Linked DNA regions of Homo sapiens: region 1 is linked to region 2. Evidence: chromatin loops called from intact Hi-C (ENCODE). Cell type or tissue: B cell. All regions are shown on one strand. Links, peaks and the distances in the headings refer to the core of each region. The heading gives the core; the rest is flanking DNA. Region 1 has its middle 44 kb from the start of RBMX. Region 2 overlaps SLC9A6 (solute carrier family 9 member A6).

The links. Peaks named below come from ENCODE experiments on the same cell type or tissue, not always from the same donor. Only the 100,000 strongest peaks of a DNase experiment are listed, where the experiment ranks them.
Region 1: it touches region 2 in a loop (26-fold over the local background); 2 of 110 quality-filtered maps call a loop at or near these places.

Annotation. Positions count from the first base shown.
Region 1 is chrX:136,920,627-136,928,961 of GRCh38, reverse strand. No RefSeq gene overlaps it. Among named protein-coding and RNA genes, the nearest start is that of RBMX, 44 kb to the right of the region's middle. RefSeq lists an enhancer at 3,605-3,744. In B cell, for the core only: CTCF peaks have their summits at 3,424 and 3,624 (motif pointing right); a DNase peak (open chromatin) is centred at 3,621.
Region 2 is chrX:136,024,506-136,032,791 of GRCh38, reverse strand. SLC9A6 (solute carrier family 9 member A6) reads right to left here. Exons shown (of 18, transcript NM_001379110.1): 14 at 3,817-3,906; 15 at 2,630-2,660. Among named protein-coding and RNA genes, the nearest start is that of SLC9A6, 43 kb to the right of the region's middle. In B cell, for the core only: CTCF peaks have their summits at 3,991 and 4,193 (motif pointing left); a DNase peak (open chromatin) is centred at 4,211.

The DNA.
Region 1 (8,335 bases), core at 87-8,086, 900 kb before region 2:
CAGGACAAACGTGGACCTCAGTTTTGGTGGCCTCATGGGTTGAGGAGGAAAGAACTCAGGGCCCAGGGCCCTCCCAGATGAAAAGGCTAGTATGAGACCCTCTGTACGTGAAGCTGAGACCACCCACCTCCCCCAAAAGGCCACACCCTCAAGGTAAAGGTGAGCCAGAAGTAAACCTGCTCCATGCCTCCAACAAACTTAGGAAGACTGCCCTGATACTAAACAAACAAGGGGGTGGCCGGGAACAGGTGGAGGAATAAAACTGGCCTTGAAAAATTTTCGCCAGGCCAGGTGCTGTGGCTCATACCTGTAATCCTAGCACTTTGGGAGGTCGAGGCAGGTAGATCACTTGAGGTCAGGAGTTCGAGACCAGCCCGGCCAACATGGTGAAACCCCATCACTAAAATTAGCCAGGCGTGGTGGCGTGTGCCTGTAGTCCCAGCTACTTGGGAGGGTGATGCAAGAGAATCAATGGAACCTAGGAGGCAGAAGTCGCAGTGAGCGAAGATCACCCCACTGCACTCCAGCCTGGGTGACAGAGAGTCTGTCTCAAAAAAAAAAAAAAAAGAAAAGTTTTGGCCAGAGACCGCCTGTAACAAATTTACAGGCTGGATTCATATCACCTAGGTAGCCCAGGAATTTCAAGTTGTGAATTTGTTTTAAGATGGTCCCAGACTGGTAATCCCCAAAGACACTTTGGAGAAGTCAACGAAAGTCCTCTCTGGAGCAATGTACTTTGACCCTACAACTTAAAGAAACCCCACAAATGATTTTCAAGGACAATGAGTATGTACTCAAAATAATGAGGCACAAAAGGAAAAATGACATCATGAGCAAGAACTAGAAAAAACCTGCAAAGATTTCAGATACAGCAATTATCAGAGGCAGATTTTAAATGAACTAAAGTTAATATATTTAAAAGAAATAAAAAAGCAAGTGTGAAAATATATGCATGAAAAAGAAAACAAGGGCCAGTTGCAGTGGCTCACACCTGTAATCCCAGCACTTTGGGAGGCCGAGGTGGGTGGATCACTTGAGGTCAGGAGTTCGAGACCAGCCTGGTCAACATGGTAAAACCCCCGTCTCTACTAAAATACAAAAATTAGCTGGCCGTGGTGGTGGGCACCTGTAGTCTCAGCTACTCAGGAGGCTGAGGCAGGAGAATCGCTTGAACCTAGGAGGTGGAGGTTGCAGTGAGCCAGGATGGCACCACTGCACTCCAGCCCAGGCGACAGAGCAAGACTCTGTCTCAAAAAAAAACAAAAGCAGAAAATAAGAAACAGGTGAAGAGAGAATTTACAGACTGGATGATAGGCCAGGAAAACATAACACAAAGAAAAAAAAGGAAAACATAGAAGAGAAGTTATATATGGGGCAGAAAATAAGGAGCATTTAACATAGCTTTAAATGGAGTCTCAAAAGGAAAGAAGAAAATATCTGGCAATGGCTGAGAATTCCAGAACTGATAGAAGACAGTAATAAAGGAAACCCAAGGAATTACAAACAGGATTAAAAGCAAAAAAGAAAACAAATCCATAACTAAACACATAATGAAACTGCATGAGACCATCTAAAGAAAGAGGTTCCTAAAAAGTGTGGATATAGGCTGGGCACAATGACTCACACCTGTAATCCCAGCACTTTGAGAGGCCAAGGCAGGTGGATTATCTGAGGTCAGGAGTTTGAAACCAGCCTGGCCAACATGGTGAAACCCCATCTCTACTAAAAATACAAAATTAGCTGGGCATGGTGGCGCATGCCTGTAATCCCAGCTACTTGAGAGGCTGAGGCAGGAGAATCACTTGAATCCAGAGGTGGAGGTTGCAGTGAGCCAAGATTGTGCCACTGCACTCCAGCCTGGGCAACAAAGCGAGACTCTGTCAAAAAATAATAGTAAAATTAAAAAATAAATAAAAAGTGTAGACATAGGCTGAGTGTGGTGGCTCACGCCTGTAATCCCAGCACTTTGGGAGGCCGAGGCGGGTGGATCAAAAGGTCAGGAGTTCGAGACCAGCCTGACCAATATGGTGAAACCTCGTTTCTACTAAAAAAACAAAAATTAGCCAGGTGTGATGGCGCATGCCTGTAATTCCAGCTACTTGGGAGGCTGAGGCAGGAGAATTGCTTGTACACAGGAGGCAGAGGTTGCAGTGAGCCAAGATCATGGCATTGCACTCCAACCTAGGTGACAGAGCAAGACTCGGTCTCAAAAACAAACAAACAATATGTTGTACACAAGAGACATATCTAAAACAAAGAGATTCTGAAAACTTAAAAATAGAAGGATAAGCAAAGTTATACCAAGCAAATGCATACAAAAAGAAAGCAAGGCCGGACACGGTGGCTCACGCCTATAATCCCAACACTTTGGGAGGCAGAGGCAGGCAGATCACCTGAGGTCAAGAGTTCAAGACCAACCTGACCAACGTGGACAAACCCGTCTCTACTAAAAATACAAAATAAGCCAAGCATGGTGGCACATGTCTGTAATTCCAGCTACTCAAGAGGCTGATGCCGGAGAATCGCTTGAACCCAGGAGGTGGAGGTTGCGGTGAGCCAAGATTGCGCCACTGCACTCCAGCCTGGGCAACAAGAGTGAAACTCTGTCTCAAAAAAAAAAAAAAAAAAAAAAGGTGGCCTGATTCAGTCATTCCACAATGCAAGCATATATCAAAACAGCATGTTGTACACCGTAAATATAAACACTTTGTCAACTTTAAAAGTAAAAATTAAAATTAAAAATAAAACAGGCCGGGAACAGTAGTTCACGCCAGTAATCCCAGCACTTTGGGAGGCCAAGGCAGGTGGATGACCTGAGGTCGGGAGCTCGAGATCAGCCTGGCCAACATGGCGAAACCCCATCTCTACCAAAAATACAAAAATTAGCCATGCATGGTGGCAGGTGCCTGTAGTCCCAGCTACTCTGGAGGCAGAGTCAGGAGAATCACTTGAACCTGGGAGGCAGAGGTTGCAGTGAGCTGAGATTGTGCCAATGCACTCCAGCCTGGGCGACAAGAGCGAAATTCCATCTCAATAAATAAATAAATAAATAAATAAAAATATGTTTCTTAAAAAAGAAAATAAGGAGGTGGGACTTCCTTCTTGGCCCAAGACATGGTAGAATAACAAAGACCAGATTTACCCTCCTACTTACACAACTTTAAAAATGAGTAAAATATGTAAAGCAACAGTTTCCAAACATTGGACAAGAAATATAAGAGTGATCACCTAGGGAAGGGGAACAAATAAGATAAGCCCTACTATTGCCTCCAGCTTACTTCCTAGATAAAATTTCCAGGCTGTGACACAGGGAAAAGGTATCCATGCACAGCCCTGCAGTCTCCTAGGGTTGAGAAAACAAAGTTCAAAGTCCAGGGAGGCCAAAGGCACTAGAATTCATGGAGCAGAGGACCAGAGAGAACAGAGCTGCACACAGATAAGTTTCTGGAAATATGTAGAGTTTTCCTTATCTGGTCCGTACATGCGTGTAAGGTGTGTCTGTTATTGATATATTGCCTCTCAGCTCCAAATTCATGAGTTTTGCCCCCCATGAAAATAATTCAGACCCTTTAAATAGTTTACCTCTACAAACTGGCACTAAAGCAGGTTTGTCAGTAGAGGGCGCTGGAGAGACATCGCAAGGGAAAGGGTTTATTTCCTGGTTGATCTTGGCTCACTCCACAGGCTTCTGTTTTCTTTCAGCATGCTGCAGCCCCTAATGAATGAATGAACCCAGGTATCACAACAAAAAAGAGAGACAAAAAAAATCATGTGCCTCCTGATGAAAGAACACAACTGCCACCTCACCTTCTCAAAGAAGCCAAACCTGAATCTGATCAAGCCACTGGATCCAGCTGCCAATTTGCAGGAAATATAGGACACAGGAACATGCACAATGGATTGGATTGAATGATACAGGGATGGACAGATATGTGATAAATCAAATAGAGCAAAATGGTAATTGCAGAATATAAATGTTGGATAGATGAGTGTCCACTATATAATTCTATTTTTTTTTTTTTTTTTTTTGAGACAGGGTATCACTCTATCACCCAGACTGGGGTGCAGTTGTGCTATCACAGCTCACTGTAGCCTCAGCCTCCTGGGCTCAAGCGATCCTCCCACCTCAGCCTCCTGAGTAGCTGGGACTACGGATGCATGCCACCATGCACCAATTTTTAAAAACTTTTTGGAGAGATGGGGTCTTGCAATATTGCCCTGGCTGATCTCCAACTCCTGGGCACAAACGATCCTCCCACCTTAGCCTCCCAAAGTGCTGCGATTATAGGCGTGAGCCACTGCGCCTGGCCCACCCAAGTTTTCTGTTTGAAAATGCTCATAGTAAAATGTTGACAAAAGACATATAAAAAGTCAAGTTTAAACTATACTGTGGCTAGGCGTGGTGGCTCACACCTGTATTCCCAGCACTTTGAGAGGCCAAGGTGGGCAGATCATCTGAGGTCAGGAGTTCAAGAGCAGCCTGGCCAACCTGGTAAAACTCCATCTCTACTAAAAATATGAAAATCAGCCAGGCACGGTGGTGTGCGCCTGTAATCCCAGCTATTTGGGAGTCTGAGGCAGGAGAATCACTTGAACCCAGAAGGTGGAAGTTGCATGAACCGAGATCGCGCCACTGCACTCCAGCCTGGGCAACAGAGCAAGACTCCATCTCAAATATAAAAATAAAATATAGTGTCTAGGGAAGTATATTTAGGTGGTGAAACTACAAAAGAAACTCAAGGAAGTGATTAGTATAAAAGTTACAATAGTGGTTACTTTGGGAGAAAGCAGCATGTTGTAAATGGGCAGGGACACATGGAATCCTTCTGAGGTACCTGGCCAAATTCTATTCTTGGCCCTGTTGTGGTTTACGAAGGTGTCCCCCTTGTAATTATTCATTAAATGCTATTTCTGTTCTCTGTGGCTTTCTGTCTGTATTTTACAACAAAAGGGTTGTTTTTTTAAAAGTCCGTATCCTTTGACCCAGCAACCACTTTAGGATAATTATTAATTACTAATTACCCTAAAGTAATTATCAGTAGAGAATCGTTTAAGCCCAGGAGTTGGAGACCAGCCTGAACAACGTTGTAAGACCCCACCTCTACAAAGTCCGTATCCTTTGACCCAGCAAATAATTAGTAATTATCCTAAATAATTAAGACTACATAGATGGCTGTACAACAATAGCTGTCATTTATTGAGTGCCTACTATGTATTAAACACTGCTCTAGCACTTTACAAGTATTATCCTATTTATCCTTGTAACAACCCTGTGTATTACAGTACACACGATTCTTTTTTAGAGACGGAGTCTCACTCTGTTGCCAGGCTAGAATGCAGTGGCGCAATCTTGGCTCACTGCAACTTTGGAGGCCTCAGCCTCCCGAGTAGCTGGGACTACAGGCACGCACCACCACGCCCAGCTAATTTTTATAGTATACGCTATGATTATTTCCATTTTACAGATGAGACTAAAGAGGTGAAAGAACACTGATTATTTCCATTTTACAGATGAGACTAAAGAGGTGAAAGAATGTTGACCACATCATTATTAATAAAAAATATGGGTCAGGCACAGTGGCTCACGCCTACAATCTCAGCACTTAGGGAGGCCGAAGCAGGTGGATCACTTGAAGTCGGAAGTTCGAGACCAGCCTGGCCAACATGGCAAAATCCTGTCTCTACTAAAGATACAAAAATTAGCCGGGTGTGGTGGCACATGCCTGTAATCCCAGCTACTTGGTAGGCTGAGGCACGAGAATCACTTGAACCCCGGAGGCAGAGGTTGCAAGTGAGCCAAGATCACACCACTCGCATTCCAGCCTGGGCAACAGAACAAGACTCTGTCTCCAAAAAAATAAATAAATAACAAATATAGATATAGATATAAAATATGTATTATATATATATGAACATGGAAAGAAGTCCATCATAAACTTCTCAGTAAAGACATAAAAGATCACATACATACATATATAAAATCTCACATGAAGTTATACACAGTATACATAAAAAAAATTTATTAAAATTGGAGAGGATTACGAGGAGACTCTTGGAACTCTATACCAAATAAAGAGTTTTGTAGGAGGTTTTCACAAGCCTATACTACTTTTGTAATTGTAAAAACCATAATGTTTCATAATAAGGAGGTGTGAGGTGGGGGTCTCAAAGATCCAGAGACCTACCTGGATCTCTGGCATGGTAGTGTGTCCAGAAATGGTGGGTTCTTGGTCTCACTGACTTCAAGAATGAAACCGCGGACCCTCGCGGTGACCGTTACAGTTCTTACAGGCGGTGTGTCTGGAGTTTGTTTCTTCTAGACGTTCGGATGTGTCCGGAGTTTTTTCCTTCTGGTGGGTTCATGGTCTCGCTGGATCAGGAATGAAGCTGCAGACCTTCGCGGTGAGTGTCACAGATCTTAAGGCGGTGTGTCTGGAGTCGTTCATTCCTCCCGGTGGGTTCCTGGTCTCACTGGCTTCCAGAGTAAAGCTTCAGACCTTCACGGTGAGTGTTACAGCTCATAAAGGCAGTGTGGACCCAAAGAAAGCAACAGGAAGATTTATTGCAAAGAGCAAAAGAACAAAGCGTCCACATCATGGAAGACAACCGAAGCGCCTTGCCACTGCTGGGTCCGGCAGCCTGCTTTTATTCCCTTATCTGGCCCCACCCACATCCTGCTGATTGGTCCATTTTACTGAGAGCTGATTGGTCTGTTTTACAGAGCGCTGATTGGTCCGTTTTGACAGGGTGTTGATTGGTGCATCTATAATCCCTGAGGTAGACTCAAAAGTTCTCCACGTCCCCACTAGATTAGCTAGATACGGAGTGTCGATTGGTGCATTCACAAACCCTGAGCTAGACACGGGGTGCTGATTGGTGTGTTTAAAAACCTTGAGCTAGATACAGAGTGCCAATTGGTGTATTTACAATCCCTTAGCTAGACATAAAGGTTCTCCAAGTCCCCACCAGAGTAGCTAGATACAGAGTGTCCATTGGTGCATTCACAAACCCTGAGCTAGACACAGGGTGCTGATTGGTGTGTTTAACAAACCTTGAGCTAGATACAGAGTGCCAATTGGTGTATTTACAATCCCTTAGCTAGACATAAAGGTTCTCCAAGTCCTCGCCAGACTCAGGAGCCCAGCTGGCTTCACCCCGTGGATCCTGCACCGGGGCCGCAGGTGGAGCTGCCTGCCAGTCCCACGCCATGCACTCGCACTCCTCAGCCCTTGGGTGGTCGATGGGACTGGGTGCCATGGAGCAGGGGGCGGCGCTCGTCGGGGAGGCTCCGGCAGTGCAGGAGCCCATGGCGGGGGGAGGCTCAGGCATGGCGGGCTGCAGGTCCCGAGCCCTGCCCCACAGGGAGGCAGCTAAGGCCCGGCGAGAAGTCAAGCACAGCAGCTGCTGGCCCAGGTGCTAAGCCCCTCACTGCCCCGGGCCGGCGGAGCCAGCTGGCCGCTCTGAGTGTGCAGCCCACCGAGCCCACGCCCACCCGGAAGTCACACTGCTGCTGTTCCTGCCCGCGCCTCTCCTCCACACCTCCCCGCAAGCTGAGGGAGCCAGCTCCTGCCTCAGCCAGCGCAGGAAGGGGCTCCCACAGTGCAGCAGCGGGTTGAAGGGCTCCTCAAGTGCCGCCAAAGTGGGAGCCCAGGCAGAGGAAGCGCTGAGAGCGAGGGAGGGCTGTGAGGGCTGCCAGCACACTGTCACCTCTCAGTAGGCTGAATAGAACAAAAGTAGGTGCCATGGCCGTGGGCCTAAAACATCATCATCTTAGCATCTCAAATCCCCAGAAACACTTCCATCTCCTCAGCCAATAGATATGAGGAGTAACTTTTTTAAAAGTGACAGGAGAGGCCGGGTGCGGTGGCTCACGCCTGTAATCCCAGCACTTTGGGAGGCCGAGGCGGGCGGATCACGAGGTCAGGAGATCAAGATCATCCTGGCTAACACAGTGAAACCCCGTCTCTACTACAAATACAAAAAATTAGCTGGGCATGGTGGCGGGCGCCTGTAGTCCCAGCTACTAGGGAGGCTGAGGTAGGAGAATGGCATGAACCCGGGAGGCAGAGCTTGCAGTGAGCTGAGATCATGCCACTGCATCCAGCCTGGGCAACAGTGCGAGACTCCATCAAAAAAAAAAAAAAAAAGTGACAGGAGTAATTGAAACTTTTGCACTGATCATCTCCTGGGGATGAAGCTATTTATGTTGGCATGAATTTTGAAAAAACTACCTCTAATACAGTGCTAAAACAAGAATGCAGAAACAGCAAATCAAAGTAGATGTACAAACTGAAATTGTATTGCCACAATTCCATAAGCTAAAGTGGTACATGAT
Region 2 (8,286 bases), core at 287-8,286:
TCACATCAACATCCCTATATTTGGGAGTCGTCATGGATCTCGAAAATAACTAGCAACTTCAAAGTTGCTACTATGTTCTTGAAACACTAGCAAAATAAAAACAAGTAGGGAAATTCCATGGTAAGCCTGACCAGCTAGGAGGAGAAACTAACATAGCAAGTAGGCGTCTTCTAAAAGTTTCCAAAAATATAAACTGTGTCTTTATTTGTAATATGGTGCAGTCAGCAGTTGGGCAGTTAGGCAATCTGCTTCCAGTCCCAGCTTATTGACATTAAGTAGTTTAAGCAAGTCCCTTTCTCTCTCTGGGCCCGAATTTCTTCATGTATAAAAACATGATGAGGGTTAGAGAATTCTGAAGGCCCTTTCCAGTGCTCATGTTCTATGTTTCCATAATCTTCTTTTCTAAAAGCACAGAATTTAGGCCAGACACAGTGGCTCATGCCTGTAATCCCAACACTTTGGGAAGCCAAGGCGGGTATATCACTTGAGGTCAGGAGTTCGAGTCCAGCCTGACCAATATGGGGAAACCCCGTCTCTACTAAAAACACACAAAAAAATGAGCTGGGCGTGGTGGCAGGCACCTATAGTCTCAGCTACCTGGAAGGGTGAGGCAAGAGAATTGCTTGAATCTGGGAGGTGGAGGTTGCAGTGACCTGAGATCGTGCCACTGCACTCTAGCATGACCGACAGAGTGAAACTTCATCTCAGTAAGTAAGTAAATAAATAAATAAATAAATAAGCAAGCAAGCACAGAGTTTAGATTCTGGGTTTTGGCTTCTTCCTGTCCTTCCTAATGCTCAAAATAAATTTCTCTCTGCTTCAACGTGTCACGTGTCATGTATCAACTTATATATAACACAAAAATGTTTGGAAACACTGTATGGGCTTACGAAAGCTGAAGAACACCTGCAATTCCTTTCACATCATAGAAGTATCTTTCTGTGCCTCCACCTCTTGAAGAACAACATTTCACCACCCCTCACCACATGAACACCTGTATACCCCACCCCCACACACTCCATACTTAGTATAAGGTTCCTCTGTGCTTTCTCGTGGACATTCAAAATATTAAAGGAACAATATAACCAAGACAGCCACAGGGTTGTTTTTTTTTTATTTTGTTTTTGTTTTTCCAGACAGAGTCTCGCTCTGTTGCCCAGGCTGGAGTGCAGTGGCACGATCTCCTGCCTCAGTTTCCTGAGTAGCTGGGACTACAGGCACCCACCACCACGCCCAGCTAATTTCTGTATTTTTAGCAGAGACAGGGTTTCACCATGTTGGCCAGGCTGGTCTCGAATTCCTGACCTCGTGTGATCCACCCGCTTTGGCCTCCCAATATGCTGGGATTACAGGCGTGAGCCACCATGCCCGGCCCAGCCATAGGGTTTTGAAGGTATGGGAAAAAAAACGGTCCTTTGTTCTGTATGTCACGACTGGCACTCACCTACCTGGCTCTCTCCCTGTCACTCCTTTTCCATTTCTCCTCTGTGGTTACACAGGTGACACAGCTGGTGGAGACTTACACAGTGATCGAGCATTTGTCTTTTGAACTGCATGATTAACTTTATTCTTGTTTTCACACAGGGAGGAGGCACTGAGGAATTATCACCCCTTGGACACTACACCAGGAGCCCGGCATCATGGGAATTTATCCAGCTTGGTTTTTACAAGTATGTCAAGCCCATGGAATTCTACTTTAAGGCTCTGACCACAAGAGTCAAGTACTTACTATATCTCATACATACATTCACACTCATCACTCAACAGCTAACAAAATTAGCATTTAGGAAATGAATCTGAGAAATGTTTTTTTTAACCTCACCCTGAAGACAAATATACTGACTGTGGTTTGTTTCTGACAAGAAAAAAATTGTGTTTTGAAAGAGATGCTTTCCATGTTCAAAAATCTAATTTCTGTGATTTCTCATCTAACGTCTGATATGGAGACACATATTCAATGGTGCTCAGAAGCAATTGAAAAACAGATGGAAAATACCAGACAAGGGTAGTCAGTCTAGAGAGGGCAGTGAGTTACAATGCATTCAGTCCAACGGGCTCAAGTTCATAGCAACAACTGAGAAACTGACACAACAGAAGGAAGGAAGCAAGGAAACGTGGCCAAGGCTGAGGGGCAAGGTAAGAAAGTGCGTTTCCCTGAGCAGGCAGGGAAGACTGGTTGAAGATTCAAAAGCTTCTAGGCAGTTCTCTAGGGCAGCTGCTGGTCATTCGATTTGAAAGTTACACAGGAAGAGCAGCTGGAGTGGGGCTTACATCAGAGACAAGCCTTCATGCGCAAACCAAAGTGGAAAAAGCCTCCCCGTGCCAGAGGAGTCACTCGAAAACCCAGGAGTGCTTAAAAGACTGCTCTCCTCTGGGACAAAAGCCCAGGCAGGATGGCCCAGAGACATGAAAGCTGTCACCCTTGATAACCACACACTATGGCACTGTGGCAAACTTGGTTTTGTCTCTATGGAGCAGTGAGAAAAGCCAGGAATGATATCATTCCTCCAAAGCTGAGGCAAAGAGGACAGGATCTAAATAGAAGGTTGAAGTTTATAGTAGATTGTTTTCTTTCCAAATGACTGCACATTTGACAGAAATGCCAGGAACAACAAAAACGCATATTTACCAAGTGTTCTTGGTCTGAATCAACACCAACCCTAAAGGAGAAAGACAAAGAGCAAATGAGATTTTGAAGCCAAAAAATGGTCTATTCACACATATACATTGTCAGGCAACTACTTTTCTCAACACAGAAGCTATGGAATGGTTAATGTTTTCTTGCTTCTCTATAGCTGTTGATGCAGATTTTTGGCTCCTGCCACTTTCCTTAGCAACAGCTTGGATTCTAAGGCAAGCAGGGTGTACCCATGATTCTCTTCCTGCAATCTTACTTACCAGTTTCAGAAAAAAACAGCATTTTTTTTCTCTGAATATAGGTCCACTCGAAGCGGAATCAGGGAGAGCAGCACTGCCCCAGTTGCTAAATAAGAATTACTGGCTAGCTCCAAAAACAAGGATGGCACAGTGCAATTCACTTCGCAGCTCTCATGGCAACATTCTGTTACGATGACTGAAGAGAGGGCCCAATTACAGGTTTTTCATAGGCTAATGGATAGACATTAGCCTTGCTTCTTCACAACTCTTGTTTTATCTGTTTAAAATTCCTGCTTTCTGTATCCCAGGGAAAAGCTTCACTACAAAGTTCTCTGGCTCCTCTCTATTCCCTAAACACGGGCACTCACAAACTCTGTTCATTCCTCCTCTAAACGGTCTCTCAAGTCTTCTCTCCTTTCCATCCCAACTGCTCAAGGGCAGCCCTCATCCTGAGGCTCACGGGCTCTGTCGTGGAAGCTTTTCCAGCTGCCAGGCTCTCCCCGAGAGTCAGCTGTCGCCAGCATAGAGCTCGCTGTGTTACTCCCTTGACAAAGGACTCTGAGAGTGGCTTACAACCCAGAGGGTCAAGTCTGAAGTCTTTTGTGGGGCATTCAAGACTCTCTACAAACTAGCATCCCCACCCCACTCCAACCTACTTTTCCATCCTCATTTCCCATCATTCTCTTCTACATGCCCCATTCTAGCTATACCTGCCTGCTCATCTCCCCAAATCCATCCTCTCCTGTGCCTCCCATGCCTTTGCTCATGCTGTTCTCTCCAGCTGCAATGTGCTTTCCCTCATTTTTTAAGCGATTTTCAAGTTCCAAAGTAACCATTCTACGACCCCTTCAAGCAGAATCATTTTCTCCTCTGTGCATCTGCAGCACTTTCTACAGTCCTTTATTATGATACTTAGCACAGTAGAGTATAGTTATTTACCTGTCAGTCTCCCCAAAAAGACTGTGAGTTCCTTGAGGGTAAAGGCCATGTCTCAATTCATCTCTGTATCCCCAGAGTCTAGCACAGTACCTGACACACAATAGGTGCTCAAATGTTTATTGATTAAATTAACTACTACAGACAACACAGAAAAAATAGCAGTACTAGAAGCTGTAGCAGTAGCATCCCAGAACACAAATAACACTGAAGGGAGAAAATGATGCAAGGCTGCATCTGGAAAGCAAGGGAACCATGGTCAAGGACCTGAAAACAGATTGCTATGACCAGATTCATAATTCAAAGAATGGCTCATTTTTCCTTTGTTAAAATGGCCAGGAGCTGTTTTAACATCTTCTCAGTCACATTAAACTCTAACCACATTTATGCATCTCCAGTGACATCTAGTGGTCTTGAAGATAGCACACTTGTAATAGATGGTACATTATTAGAAGCTAAGTCAATGTAATAAACATTTATAGAGCACTTATTATTTGCCAGGCACTGTACTAGGCACAGGGCATAGAAATGAATTAAACATGGCCCCTGCCCTCAAGGAACTCACAGACTAGTGGGGGAAACCAACACAACTAGGGCATAATCCCTAAGGGCTTCTATCAGGGAGCTCTGGGTTCAAATCTGGACTTGGCTGCTTTCTAGCTGTGTGAACTCAGTCAAGTGAGGCAGTCTTATAAATCATCACTTTATCACCTGGAAAATGGGGCTAATATCCACCACACAGAGTTGCTGCAAGGATTTAATGAGAAAATGTATGAAAAGCTTTTAAAAGAGTATCTGAAACATTAACACTAAGTGGCAGCTCTTATAACAATATTATCACAAGACTGAATAAAATAAGTGCTACAATGAAGAGGCCCAATGTTGCACCAACATAAGAGTGGTTCCGAGGGAAAAGAACAGAGGGAAAAGGAGGTGGCACTTAGCTGTGTCATTTACTGACAGTGAAAGAGCATTCCAGGCAGAGGGAACAGTATGAGCAAAGGCTCAGAGACGCAGAAGTGCAAAGCATGTGTAGTAAATGATAGAAATGTGACTGTCACAAACTATGTGAAAGGACATGGGAATAGCTGGCTGTTTCAAATTTACTGTGGATCCACCGTTCACATGACAACTAAAGTGAACCTTTTACACTGTAAATGACTTCATGTCACTCCCTTGCTTTAAAATCCTCCAGGATTTCCAATTGTATTTTAAAATCCAAATCCCTTACCATGTTCCACAAGACTATACATTAGGGGTCCACAAAGTACAGCCTACAGGCCACATCAGCACCTCTTCTGTTTTTGTAAATAAAGTTTTACTGGGATACAACCACACCAATTGATTTATATATTGTCTAGGGCTGCTTTCACACTAGAGTTGAGTAGCTGAGACAGACCATATGGCCTCCAAAGCCTGATATATTTACTCTCTGGCCCTTGACAGTTAAGTGTGCAGAACCCCTGCTTCCATAGGATCTTGCCAACCTCACTTCCTATCTACCCTTCAGTCACTATACTCCGGCCATGAGAGTTTTTTTCCTGTTCATTCAACAGGCCAAGTTTGTCCCTTCCTCAGGACATTTGTACAACTTGCTCTTCCCTCTGCCTAGACTGCTCTTCTTCCTGATGACTGTTTAACTGGCACCATCTAGTCACGTAGGTAAGACTGAACTCAAACATAACCTCTCAAAGAAACCGTCCCTGGCCTCCTTGTATCAAAAACACCCCCATCCCCAGTCACTATCACAGTACCTTGCCCGATTCCCATCACAGCATTTAATATCATCTGCAGTTATCAGGTTCATTTATGTGTTACTAGCTTATTGTCTGTCTTCTCTCACTAAAGTATGGATGTTATGAGTCGAGGAACCTTTTCTATCTTATTTTGATCACTGTGCTTCTCTAGAGGAGGATTTCTTAACCCTAGCATTACTGACATTCTGGCCTAGATAATTCTCTGTTGGCAGGTGGTGAGGAGCCTGTCCTATGCATTGTAGCATGTTTAGCAGCATCCTTGGCCTCTACTCACTAGATGCCAGCAGAGGCCCCCTCTTCCAGTTGTGACAACCAAAAATGTCTCCAGAAAGTGCCAAATGTCCCTTGGGCGGGGGGCAAAATTCTCCCCAGTTAAGAAGCACTGAGGCTGGGTGAGATGGCTCATGCCTGTAATCCCAATACTTTGGGAGGCTGAGGCGGGCGAATCACTTGAGGCCAGGAGTTTGAGACCAGCCTGGCCAACATGGTGAAACCCCATATCTACTAAAAATACAAAAATTAGCCAGGTGTGGTGGTGCATGCCTGTAATCCCAGCTACTTGGGAGGCTGAGGCAGGAGAATTGCTTGAACCTGGGAGGCGGAGGTTGCAACGAGCTGAGATTGCACCACTGCACTCCAGCCTAAGCGACAGAGCAAGACTCTGTCTCAAAAAAAAAAAAAGAACCACTGAGTTGTAACCTACAGTGCCCGGCACATGGCTGGTGTTCAGTAAATGTTTATTGAATGAATGAATAAAAGGTAATTTGAAATGCTGTGCTAAGAACTTTACAGATATTAGCTCACTGAATCCTTACAACAACCCAAGGAGGTAGGTACTATAACATACATGTTACAGATGAGGAAACCGAGGCTTTAAAAGGTTAAAGAACTTGCCAAAGATCACAGAATTCATCAGTGAAGGGGCAAGAACTCAAAGCCAAGTCTAAGTCTGCATGAATCTTAAACTTTCAGGACTTTGCAGTGCCCTTAAAATTGTACTAGACAAATTTGGGGGGAGGGAAGAAAAGCTTAAAATACAGCCCCTGTTCACGAAGAGGCCAAGAATAATGCCAATAAAACAAGAAGGCAATAAGAAGTAACCTAAGACTATAAGACAATATTATAATTAAGTGACCAACTATGTTACAGGACAGGCACTATGCGGCCAAAGAGCTTTGACAGCTAGTGATGTAGATTAAATTTTGTGTGAGTAGGTACGTTTTTGTCTTTTCTTTTTGCGGGGATGGTAAGCGTAGATATTTTGTTTGGTTTGTTCTTACATTTAATTTTGTTATCCTTAGGACAATGAGGGAAAGTCTTCATCTACAAGCTCTTGAGAAAAGAAAGGAACTGTGTCCTTTCAAAATGTACCATGACCATTATTTGATGAAATTAATTTCTAAAAAAATTAAGAAAGACTGGAGGCTCCTCTGCCTGCCATTTAATTATCCAGATGACCTTGAACAACTCAGAACCTTTCTAAGCCTCTATTTCATCCCTTGTAAAATGGAGTTATCATGTTTGGATAAATATGTAAAATGTACTTAGCACAATGCCCAGCACATAGTAAGTGTTCAATAAATGCCAGGTCCTCCCTAAAGTAATAATTAAGGTTATAAGAACATTATTTTTGTGTATTTTATACTATGCACAATAAAAGCACAGAAATTATAAGAGATTTGAATAGTAAAGAGAAATTAAGACAATAACAACAACATTCAAAGTGTGATTTAGGGCTGGCTGGTTTTTAGAAGTCTTAAAAAAGGTGTAATAGAATTTAAAAAAATGGAGGACAGGATCTATAAAGTGTGAAATACTGTTTTCTCTAATGAGTCCTATGTATTCTGGAAGCTTGGTAGCTCTTAATGTCTATGAAGTTTCAGCCAAACACAGAACTCAAATCTACAAAGGCTTTAGCAGCATAGGCTGCTGTATCCATGGAAACAAATGCAGAACTCTTGAGATACAAGGGAGCTTTCAAATTGAATACATTAACTGGTACACATTCAAGACTAAGACCTCACGATCTCGGCTTTGGATTGTTAGGTTAAAAACAGTGCTGATGAGAAAAATGATAATATCTAGTAGTGATTAGGGTTGGAGTAAACCGCATTGTCTCATACATTGCAGGTGGAAGGCAAATTTTTTATCTGACCTGGTGATATTGATCAAAAGCCTTAAATATATACATATCCTTTTGAGCAAGCAATTTCATTTCTAGACATGCATTCTAAAAAATAATCAAACAAGTACACAGTGGTGTATACATTTAAGAATGTTCACATCGTTAACGGTAATAGTAACAGCAAAATCCTCAAATGGTAATGGTAATAGCAAAATCCTAGAAACAATACAAAAGTCCAACAACAGGGTTTTGATTAAGTAAATCAGGACATATGCAGCCATTAAAGCAATGATGTAAATATATTTACAATGTAAATGTCCATGCTATATTACATTTAAAAATCAGGCTACAAGAGTACCTTCAGTGTTGCCCCTTTTTGTCAAAAATATATATCATGTATAGCAAAAGATCTGGAAAGATATCCCTCAAAGTCTTAACAATGAATTTTTCTTTTGCATATATATTTTCCTTTTTCTGTACTATATATTACATACTTTTTAAAAGGAAAAAATAAAACATTACAGATTCTCCAAAGATTAAAAATTGAAAACAGGCAGAAAAATAAACCAAATTAAAATTTAATCTTAAAAT